2 separate regions of the Homo sapiens genome follow, and region 2 is linked to region 1. Evidence: chromatin contacts called from ENCODE Hi-C or POLR2A ChIA-PET data. All regions are on one chromosome and are shown on one strand. The core of a region is the stretch at or near the end of the contact, and the rest is flanking DNA. Distances in the headings are between cores, read along the strand shown. Region 1 holds the start of OTUD7B (OTU deubiquitinase 7B). Region 2 overlaps VPS45 (vacuolar protein sorting 45 homolog).

What was found. Hi-C counts contacts between places; a loop is a spot of excess contacts on that map. ChIA-PET counts read pairs that join two places held with the same protein, here RNA polymerase II (POLR2A). Pooled maps may share reads with other maps.
Region 2: a loop to region 1 is called in a pooled map, with 10 times the contacts of the local background. The contact joins the enhancer-like site here to the promoter of OTUD7B in region 1. A Hi-C loop is called at or near these places in 2 of 50 pooled maps. POLR2A ChIA-PET finds 5 or more read pairs at or near these places in 7 of 52 experiments (BJ, GM12878, OCI-LY7 and 3 more).

Annotation. Positions count from the first base shown.
Region 1 is chr1:150,008,245-150,012,723 of GRCh38, forward strand. It overlaps OTUD7B (OTU deubiquitinase 7B), which reads right to left and starts at 2,482. Exons shown (of 12, transcript NM_020205.4): 1 at 2,204-2,482. LOC124904413 (a long non-coding RNA gene) reads left to right here and starts at 4,219. Exons shown (of 3, transcript XR_007066598.1): 1 at 4,219-4,281. RefSeq lists enhancers at 1,227-2,109, 1,474-1,523 and silencers at 2,044-2,333, 2,594-2,643.
Region 2 is chr1:150,104,148-150,108,626 of GRCh38, forward strand. All of the region lies in intron 13 of VPS45 (vacuolar protein sorting 45 homolog), which reads left to right. Among named protein-coding and RNA genes, the nearest start is that of VPS45, 39 kb to the left of the region's middle. Within about 2 kb of position 2,389, at least 2 of the 41 ENCODE cell types and tissues checked have a DNase peak (open chromatin) inside an H3K27ac peak, as active enhancers do.

The DNA of each region.
Region 1 (4,479 bases), core at 1,232-3,731:
ATAAATAGAATTTACCCAGATATCATCACTAATATTGGCACCAATCAACTCACACAGATCAAAACAATTATTGATCATCAACAGATTCTGGGAAAGGTGTATGTGGTTTTTAAAAATTAGATTTTCGTCTCCAAATTAAGTCGTTTTTTAAATAGGGGTCTCAAAAGAAAGATTAAACAAATAAAGCTTTGGGAAATTTTCCAAGTTGTTGGCAACATAAGGCCACTAAAGGCCACCTAATGATTAGCATTCATTACCAGTCACCGGGCCTTATACAAGTCAGTAGATAGCCAGCTCTTGCTTTGGCAAAGTTTTACATTTTTTTCCGAGGGAGTCTTCAGTATTAAAAGCAAGGAATAAGTCAAATAAGGCAATGACAATAAAAAATTAGTTTGGCACTATCTTCCTTCCATCTTTCCTTCTATCTTGAAAGTGTAATGTCCAAAGCAGATATCTGTTCAATTCTAAATTATTCATGTTAACGGATAATTATTGGCAGAAAGGTGGTGATAATCAAAAATGAGGGTAAAATCGAAAAAATCTATTTTGGTTTTGGAATATATGTTTTCAGCATATTTACCTTCTTAATTATTCCTAGTATGAGCTAATATTTGCATTGATTTGCAATCTCTAAGTACATAGTAACTGGCCACTTTGTCAGGGAGGTGCTCTGAGGCAAGCTGGGTCAATAGTGGAAATTAGAACGGTCGGGGGTATTCAGCCTGCAGAGGAGCAACATCAAGTTCATTTATTTTACAGTTTTGTTCAGCCTTCAAAATATCAATAGACTAGCACAGCAGGTTGGTTACTGAACGTTAAAAGAACTACTTGAAAAACAATGAAGACAAAGCGTATAATTAATTCTTCATTGTTTGCGCATAATGTATTTGTAAGTTATACACAGCAAATATTTAACTACCTCTGATTCTCCCTAGCCACCCAGCTTCCGTCCCTGAAGTCTTCTCCCCATCAGGAATGCAATCTCATTTAGTAGGAAGAAAATTTTCTACATGTTTTCAGAAGTTACATAGCATAGAAACTTTTTTAAATATTTAGGGGTTAGCAACTCTTTGGAGCCAGTCTTACCGCCACCTCTTTCTCTACTCTGTCCTTTTCCACCTTTGAAATAGATTCTGAAAGACAAAGGGATCCAGCCTCCTCAAAAATCTCCTAAATATACAGTACTAGAGGCCAAAGACTGAAAAATTAGCAGCATGTGAATTTCTAAGCAAAGCGTTACGTAGTACGTATAAAAAGATAAGGAAAATAAAAGTCAACGTCCTGCTAATTCTAGGCTTTGCATTCGTGAAAAGCTGCCTGAAAAGTTTGTGGGGAACTTCTTCCATAAAATTCCACCAGTCAGTTTCTAATTTCAAATTTTTACATCTTTATTGTGCCCAGAGAAGCCACCTAGGTTAGACAAGAAAGACTACCACGAGCGGGGAGAAAGAGACTCTGAGCGCTGGTCCTTGTGAGCCGACAAGCTAAAAATACGCCGGCCCAGTAAACAAATCCCATTCCATCCCGACCGGAGCCACACCGTTAACCTAGTAATTATGAGAAGAGTGAGATCACGCAGCCCCCGGCTTACTCATCATCAGCTTCTAAAGTTTCCATCGGCTCATGGCAACTTTTCTTTTTTCTAAAGTTCTTAAGACTGCCCTAGAATCCGTCAACCTCCGTCTCTCTCCCTCTCTCACACACACACACAAACACACACACACACCTTTTTCTCGCCTTTCCTCCATTACTGTATGCACCTTAGTTTGGCTATCAATAGGAAGAATAAGCTTATTTGCTTTTCATTTTAGTATTATATTGAGATTTTAAATGAACTTTATCCTACTGTGGGGATAATACACTGCATCTTAATCACCTTAAAACTCCACCATCCCTCCCGAAAGTCTAGCTGACAAGGGGGGACCGTCCAAACTGGCCAGCACAGCTCAGGAAGGGAGGCCGGGAGCTGGAGAGCGCGGGGTAGGAACGCAGGACGCAGGTGAAAGGGAGGAGGAAAGATCGGGACGAAGCAAGGAGCAGTCAGGGCGAGAAAGGAGTGCCGAGGGGAGATGGCTTCGGGTGAAACAGATTCAGAAAGGAGAAAGGGGACAGTGGCGATCTGAGGAGCAGAGTTTGCGAGTCTGAGAAGCCGGGAGGGGCGGGAGCAGACGGGGGACGGTGTCAGGACGGGGGGCTCCGTTACCCTCGCGGGCTCCCGGGGCAAGGCCCTAGGCCGGGGCGGAGCGCGGGGCCCGGCCGCCTCTCTTCATTCCTCGGCAGTGACCCCGGGGTCCGGCCGGCCCCTCCCCCGACGGCGATGGAGGTGGAGGCGGTGGTGGAGACTGCGACCGCAGCTGTTGCTCCGCACGGGATCTGGAGCTGGAGCCAGAAAGGACTGATCGGGACTGGCCTCCCCCAGTGGCTTTTTGCCCACTCCGCACCCGGTCGCCACTCCGGCTCCGGCGGCTGGTTCAGGATCGGTGGCTTTCTGCTGTCCGGCCGGAAACAGGCGCCAGTTTCCGGCCGGAGCGGGTTGGTGGTGACACCCAGGCCGCCCCCGGGCCTCCTCCCGCTCCGCCCCGTCGCAGCCCCGCCTTTAGCGCCGCTCCCCAGGCTGCGGCCAGTTTGGCGCTTGCCCCGCGCGTGACCCCGTGTTTTCCCGACCCGAGTCCCTAAAGCTCCTGGTCTGGAGCATTCTTGAACAGGAGTTGGAGGAGTACAGGGTGGACTCTTAGGACTCTGGGGTAGAATCAGTTGGCTACAGCCGTTGGGAAGGAGCTGAAAGGGGTGGAGTAGTTGTAGAAAGGTGAGAGAGATGAAAATACTTCAGAATGAAAAGACTGACATTCTAGTAACTCTACACAATCATTCTGGAGTGACCGGAGGAAGATTAGCTTCTTCCACACCAGTCTCCACCCAATTATATATTTCTCTTGTTCCTTCACTCTTGAAGTGAACATATCCTTCTCTGTAAACACTTAATATTTATTTACTTGCATAACAGTGATACCCTGTTGATACATCTGCTTTAGACTGCTAACAGTAAAAAAAACTTACATAGTGCGTTTGTTATGTCTTCTAGTGCGTTTGTTATGTCTTTTAAAACATTATGGCATAATTCAAATATGTATTGTATCCCTGTGATGTGTATCACTGCTCTCAGTGATACAGGGGGATACAAAAATTAACAAGACATAATCCCAGACATCAAAGGTTTTACAATTTAGTAAAATACATAAAACTATATTATATGTAGCAGAACTTGTATGTGTCCTACCTGAGTGACAATGAGCTATGGCTATGAGAACATAATAAGCCATCCTTGTCACATAGTAGACCTTCCATATTTGTTGAATGAATGAATAAGTATTAGGCCTGTGTGGACTGTTTCAAGAAAGAAAGGCCATTTAGTAAATACCTCTTTATGACAAACACAAAACGATGCCAACCCCGGCTATACTCTAACAAAAGACATTTGAAATTTTAATTCAGATTCCTAACATTATAGCACCTGGTCTGCATATTCAAAATAATGTATTGCCTAATTGTGCCCATTATGCCTATGTAAAAACAAATACTCTAGTCAACTTTTCTTTCCCCTCACTTCTTCCTCAGTTTCTAAAGGGGAGGCGTGGGGCATAGGCATTTTAGAATTGTCTAGCTCAGAATAGGAAACTGACACCTGAAACAGGGAAACTTCCTAGACAGCTATATCTCTTAGGGATACACCTGGGTTTACAATCGAAAATTTAGGGCTGGGCCCAAGGCTGTCCACACATGCTAAGGCCAAACAAGTCAGAGTGCCTTGCATGGGGGCATATCCAAGACATACAATAGAGGTTGACAAGTAAAGTCATTTGGCGTGGGCTTCAAGCGTATAAGGGACCACAAATTTTAGCTACCGTTTAGTGGTAAATTTAAGGAGGAGAGCAGGATGAGATTTGGTCACCTAAATTGACTCTAACTGAACTCTAACTGAACTGAACTGGAAGGGTACGGGGGTGGACGCTTGGGACTCTGGGGTAGAATCAGTTGGCTACAGCCGTTGGAAAGGAGCTGAAAAGGGTGTCGTTCTAGAAAGGTGAGAGGGATGAAAATACTTTAGAATGAAAAGACTGAAATTCTAGTAACTCTACACAAACATTCTGGAATGATTGTGACAACAATCACTGACCACACCTACCCTTTGCTAGTTAAATCTGAGATGGGAGCACAGATCTGTAGAAGAGGAGCCTCAAAATCTGAAAGTTGCCTTGTTTCACCACAGCTGTCCAGAACCAGGTTATACCCATATAAATATGTCTTTCTAATCTTAACGCCACTGCCACAGACTTAATAGAACCAGGCGTGGAGCTCAAAGGCACTCTACCCTCAATATAAGACTTTTTCTTTTGGCAGTGACCATAGAAGGTCTCCAGATTTGAAAGCTGGGCCAAGTTGCTGGTCAAAGTCATTTAAGTGACCACACTTTATAGGCTT
Region 2 (4,479 bases), core at 1,139-3,638, 96 kb after region 1:
CTGGGTAATTTTTCAGTCATCTCCCTTCCTTCTTCCCCTCTTTTGGAGTCCCCCATAGTCTCTTCTCTTCATCCTTATGTCCATGTGTACCTGCCATGTTTAACTCCCATTTATAAGTGAGAATATGCTATATTTGATTTTTCTGCTTCAGATAATGGCCTCTTGCTCCATCCATGTTGCTGCAAAGGACATGATATCATTCTTTTTTATGCCTGCTTAGTATTCCATGGTGTATATATACCACATTTTCTTTATTCAGTCCACTATTGGTGGATACTTAAGTTGGTTCCATAGCTTTGCTATTGTATATAGTGCTGGGATAAACATGAGTGCAAGTGTCTCTTTTTATATGATGATTTCCTTTCCTTTGAGTAGATACCCAGTAGTGGGATTTCTGGGTCAAATGGTAAGTTGTTTTTGTTTTTTGTTTTTCCTTTCTTGAGACAGCATCTCATTCTGTTGAATGGAGTGCTGGATGGAGTGTAGTGGCAGTCACAGCTCACTGCAGCCTTCCCAGGCTCAAGTGATCCTCCCATCTCAGTGCCCCCTCCCTGCCCCCAGCCTCACCAAGTAGCTGAGACTATAGGGGAAAGCCACCACGCTGGGCTAATTTTTAAAAATTTTTTGGCAGAGTTGGGGTCTCACAATGTTGCCAGGTGGATCTCAAGCTCCTTGGCTCAAGCGATCCACCTGCCTTGGCCTCCCAAAGTGCTGGAATTACAGGCATAAGCCACCAGGCCCAGCCTTTTTTCGTTGTTGTTTTTAAGGAGGAAGAGGGGACATGAGCAAGGATGTACCCTGTGCATTTGCTCCCCTCCCTGTGGCTTAATTGCTAGTTCTATTTTTAGTTCTTTGAGCTAGTTCCATAATGTTTTCCACAGAGGTTGAACTAATTTACATTCCAACCAACAGTATATGAGCATTCCCTTTTCTCCGCATCCATGCCAACATCTGTTGTTTTTTGACTTTTTAATAAACCAAAATAGTAAGAGCCATATATGACAAACCCACAGCTAACATCATACTGAATGGGGAAAAGTTGGAAGCATTTCCCCTAAGAACTGGAATAAGACAAAGATGTCCACTCTCACTGGTCCTATTCAACATACTGAAAGCCCTACCCAGAGCAATCAGGCAATAGAAAGAAATATAAGACATCCAAATTGGAAAAGAAGTCAAATTATCTCTGTTCGCATTCAATAGGATTATATACTTAGAAAACCCTAAAGATCCCTCTAGAAGATTCCTAGACTTGATAAGTGATTTCATTAAAGTCTCAGGATACAAAATCAACATACAAAAATGAGTAACATTTTTAGGCACCAATAACATTCAAGCTGAGAATCAAAGTAAGAGCTCAGTCCCATTTACAAGAGACACACAAAATACTTAGGAATATATTTAACCAAGGAGGTGAAAGATCTCTACAAGGAGAACTACTTAACATTGATGAAAGAAATCATAGATGACACAAACAAATGGAAAAACATCCCATGCTTATGGATTGGAAGAATCAATATTAAAATGATCATATTACCCAATGCAATCTACAGATTCAACACAATTCCTATCAATTTACCAACATCATTCTTCACAGAATTAGGAAAAAGAATCCTAAAGTTGATATGGAACCAGAAGAAAGCCTGAATAGCCAAGGTGCTCCTAAGCAAAAAACAAATCCAGAGTCACATTGCCTGACTTCAAATTATATTATAAGGCTACAGTAACTAAAACAGCATGGTACTGGTACAAAAACAGACACATAGATCAATGGAACAGAATAGAGAACCCAGAAATAAAGCCACATACCTACAACCAACTGATCTTCAATAAAGTCGATAAAAATAAACAATGGGGAAAGAACACCCCACTCGATAAATTATGCTGGGAAAATTGGCCAGCCATATGCAGAAAAATGAAATTGGACCCCTATCTCTTAACCATATACAAAAATTAACTCAAGATGGATTAAAGGCCTAGATGTGGGACCTGAAACTGTGAAAGTCCTAGATGAAAACCTAGGAAAAACTCTTCTGGACATTGGCCTAGGCAAAGAATTTATGACAAAGATCCCAAAAGCAAATGCAACAAAAACAAAAGTAGACAAGTAGGACTTAATTAAACTAAAGGGCTTCTGCACAGCAAAAGAAATAACCAACAGAATAAACAGACAACCTACAAATAATGCCTCCAACAAAGGACTACCATCCACATCCTACAAGGAACGCAATAAGTAAAAACAACCCCATTAAAAACTGGGCAAACGACATGAAAAGACATTTCTCAAAAGAATTACAAGTGGCCAAAAAACGCTTGAAAAAATGCTCAACATTACTGATCATCAGAGAAATGCAAATGAAAACCACACTGAGATATCATCTTACGCTAGTCAGAAAGTCAGATGCCACCACTCTGGTTTTACCTTCCTACCGGCTCTTCTGAAGCCTTTGTTATTTTCTCTCTCTTGCTCTCGCTCTTGCTCTCACTCTGGCTCTGGCTCCCCCCATCACCCCATTATTTTCAGCTTCTTCTCTGCCGACTTCTTTTCCACAGGCTATAATCATACTCAATTTTCTTTTGTTAAATAATAAATTTAAAGCCTTTGGTCCTAGATTTTCCTGTAAGTTATGTCCTTCCCTTCATAGCCAAGCTTTTTGGATAAAGAAGCCCACAGTCACTGTCTTCTGTTTCTCAATTCTTCAATCCATGTAGCCTGGCTCCTTACTCCACTACAACACACTAAAACATTTCTTGCAAAATCACAGTAGTAAATCCAGGGGACTCTCAATTCCCACCTTATTTTCCCCACTGCTGCATTTCACACTATTAACCATTCTTTTCTTCTTGAGACTCAGTTGGGCCTCAACCTCTCCCTTCTGATTCTCCTCCTACCTTTCTGAAAATGTCCTTCTCAGTTGCTAATGCTGGCTACTCTTTTTACTTGTTTTTTAGTTATTAGGGACTCAGCAAAAAATCTGTCTTTTGGTTTTCTTCTCATTCTACATGATCTCCCTAGATAAAACTCATCTATTCCCATGGCTTCAGCTACCACATATTCGGGGAAAGCACTAGACCTGAATATACAGATGTCTAGTGGGCATCTCCATTAGAATATTCCACAGGTATCTAAAACACAGCATGTTTTTGTCTTATGCACAGTAAATGTCCTTTTTCTCAAACCTAAACCACTACACCTAGTTACCAAAACCAGAAAACAAAGTTATGGACTCCCCCTTTACCCCTATCCTCCACATTCAGTCATTGACCAAATACTGAAGAATATGTATTTTTTTGTGACTGGACATCCAGTACCTCCTCTTCACCCTTTCTGGGATGTCTTTAGTTCTAGGTTTCATCATATCTTCCCAGAAGTCTTACACTAGCCTTTTATTCTCCAACTTTTCCCAACAGTTACACCCAATTCATTCTTGCACAGCTGCCAAAACTATCCTTCAAAAAAGCAAATTTGGCTGGGCATGGTGGCTCACACCTGTAATCCTAGCACTTTGGGAGGCGAAGGCTGGCAGATCACCTGAGGTCAGGAGTTCAAGACCCCCTGCCTGGCCAACATGGTGAAACCTCGTCTCTATTAAAAATACAAAAAGTAGTCTGGCATGGTGGCGCACGCCTGTATTCCCAGCTACTTAGGAGGCTGAGGCAGGAGAATCGTTTGAACCCAGGAGGCAGAGGTTGCAGTGAGCTGACATTGCACCACTGCACTCCAGCCTGGGTGACAAGAGCAAGACTCCGTCTCAAAAAAAAAGCAAATTTGATCATAGTAACCTGTGAGAACCCCATGACCTGTGAGATTTGAGGTGTGTGAGCTGGCTTATGCTTTTCCCTCTTTTTCTCACTATGTCCCCAACTTCACTTCTGCTCCAAAGGAAGAGTTAGGATGAGTCCAAAGTTTTTGGCCCAAGCAACTAGAAGGCTAAAGTGACCATCAAGTAAGATAGGGAAGGCTATAGGTAGAACAGACTTAGGGAAGATTGGGGATTTAAAATGTGTTGAATTGAGAAATAATTAAACATCCAAATGGAAATGTCAAGTAAACAGGTATTTAAGTCTGGAGTTTAGAAGAAAGGTCTGGGCTGGAGATGGAGATTTGGGAACCATCAGCAGATGTATTTACAACCAAAAAATGGTGTGATTATCCAGGGAAGGAAATGTGCTGTTTCTCTGGTAACTAGTAATGTAACCACTTGTCAGTGTAGCTGTTGAGCACTTGAAATGTGGCTAGTGCTACTGGGGAATTAAATATTTAATTTTATTTTGGTTAATTTAAATTTAAATAACCATAAGTGACAAGTGGTCACTATACTGAATGGAACAGATGGAGAGAATGAGTTTAGATTAAGAAGAAAGGAGGATCAATGTCTGGGCTCTGAGTATTCCACAATTAAGAGGTCACAGAGATGAAGTGGGACCATAAAAGGATACTGAAAAGTAGCAAGGGAAAAAATCAAATATGAAATTTTC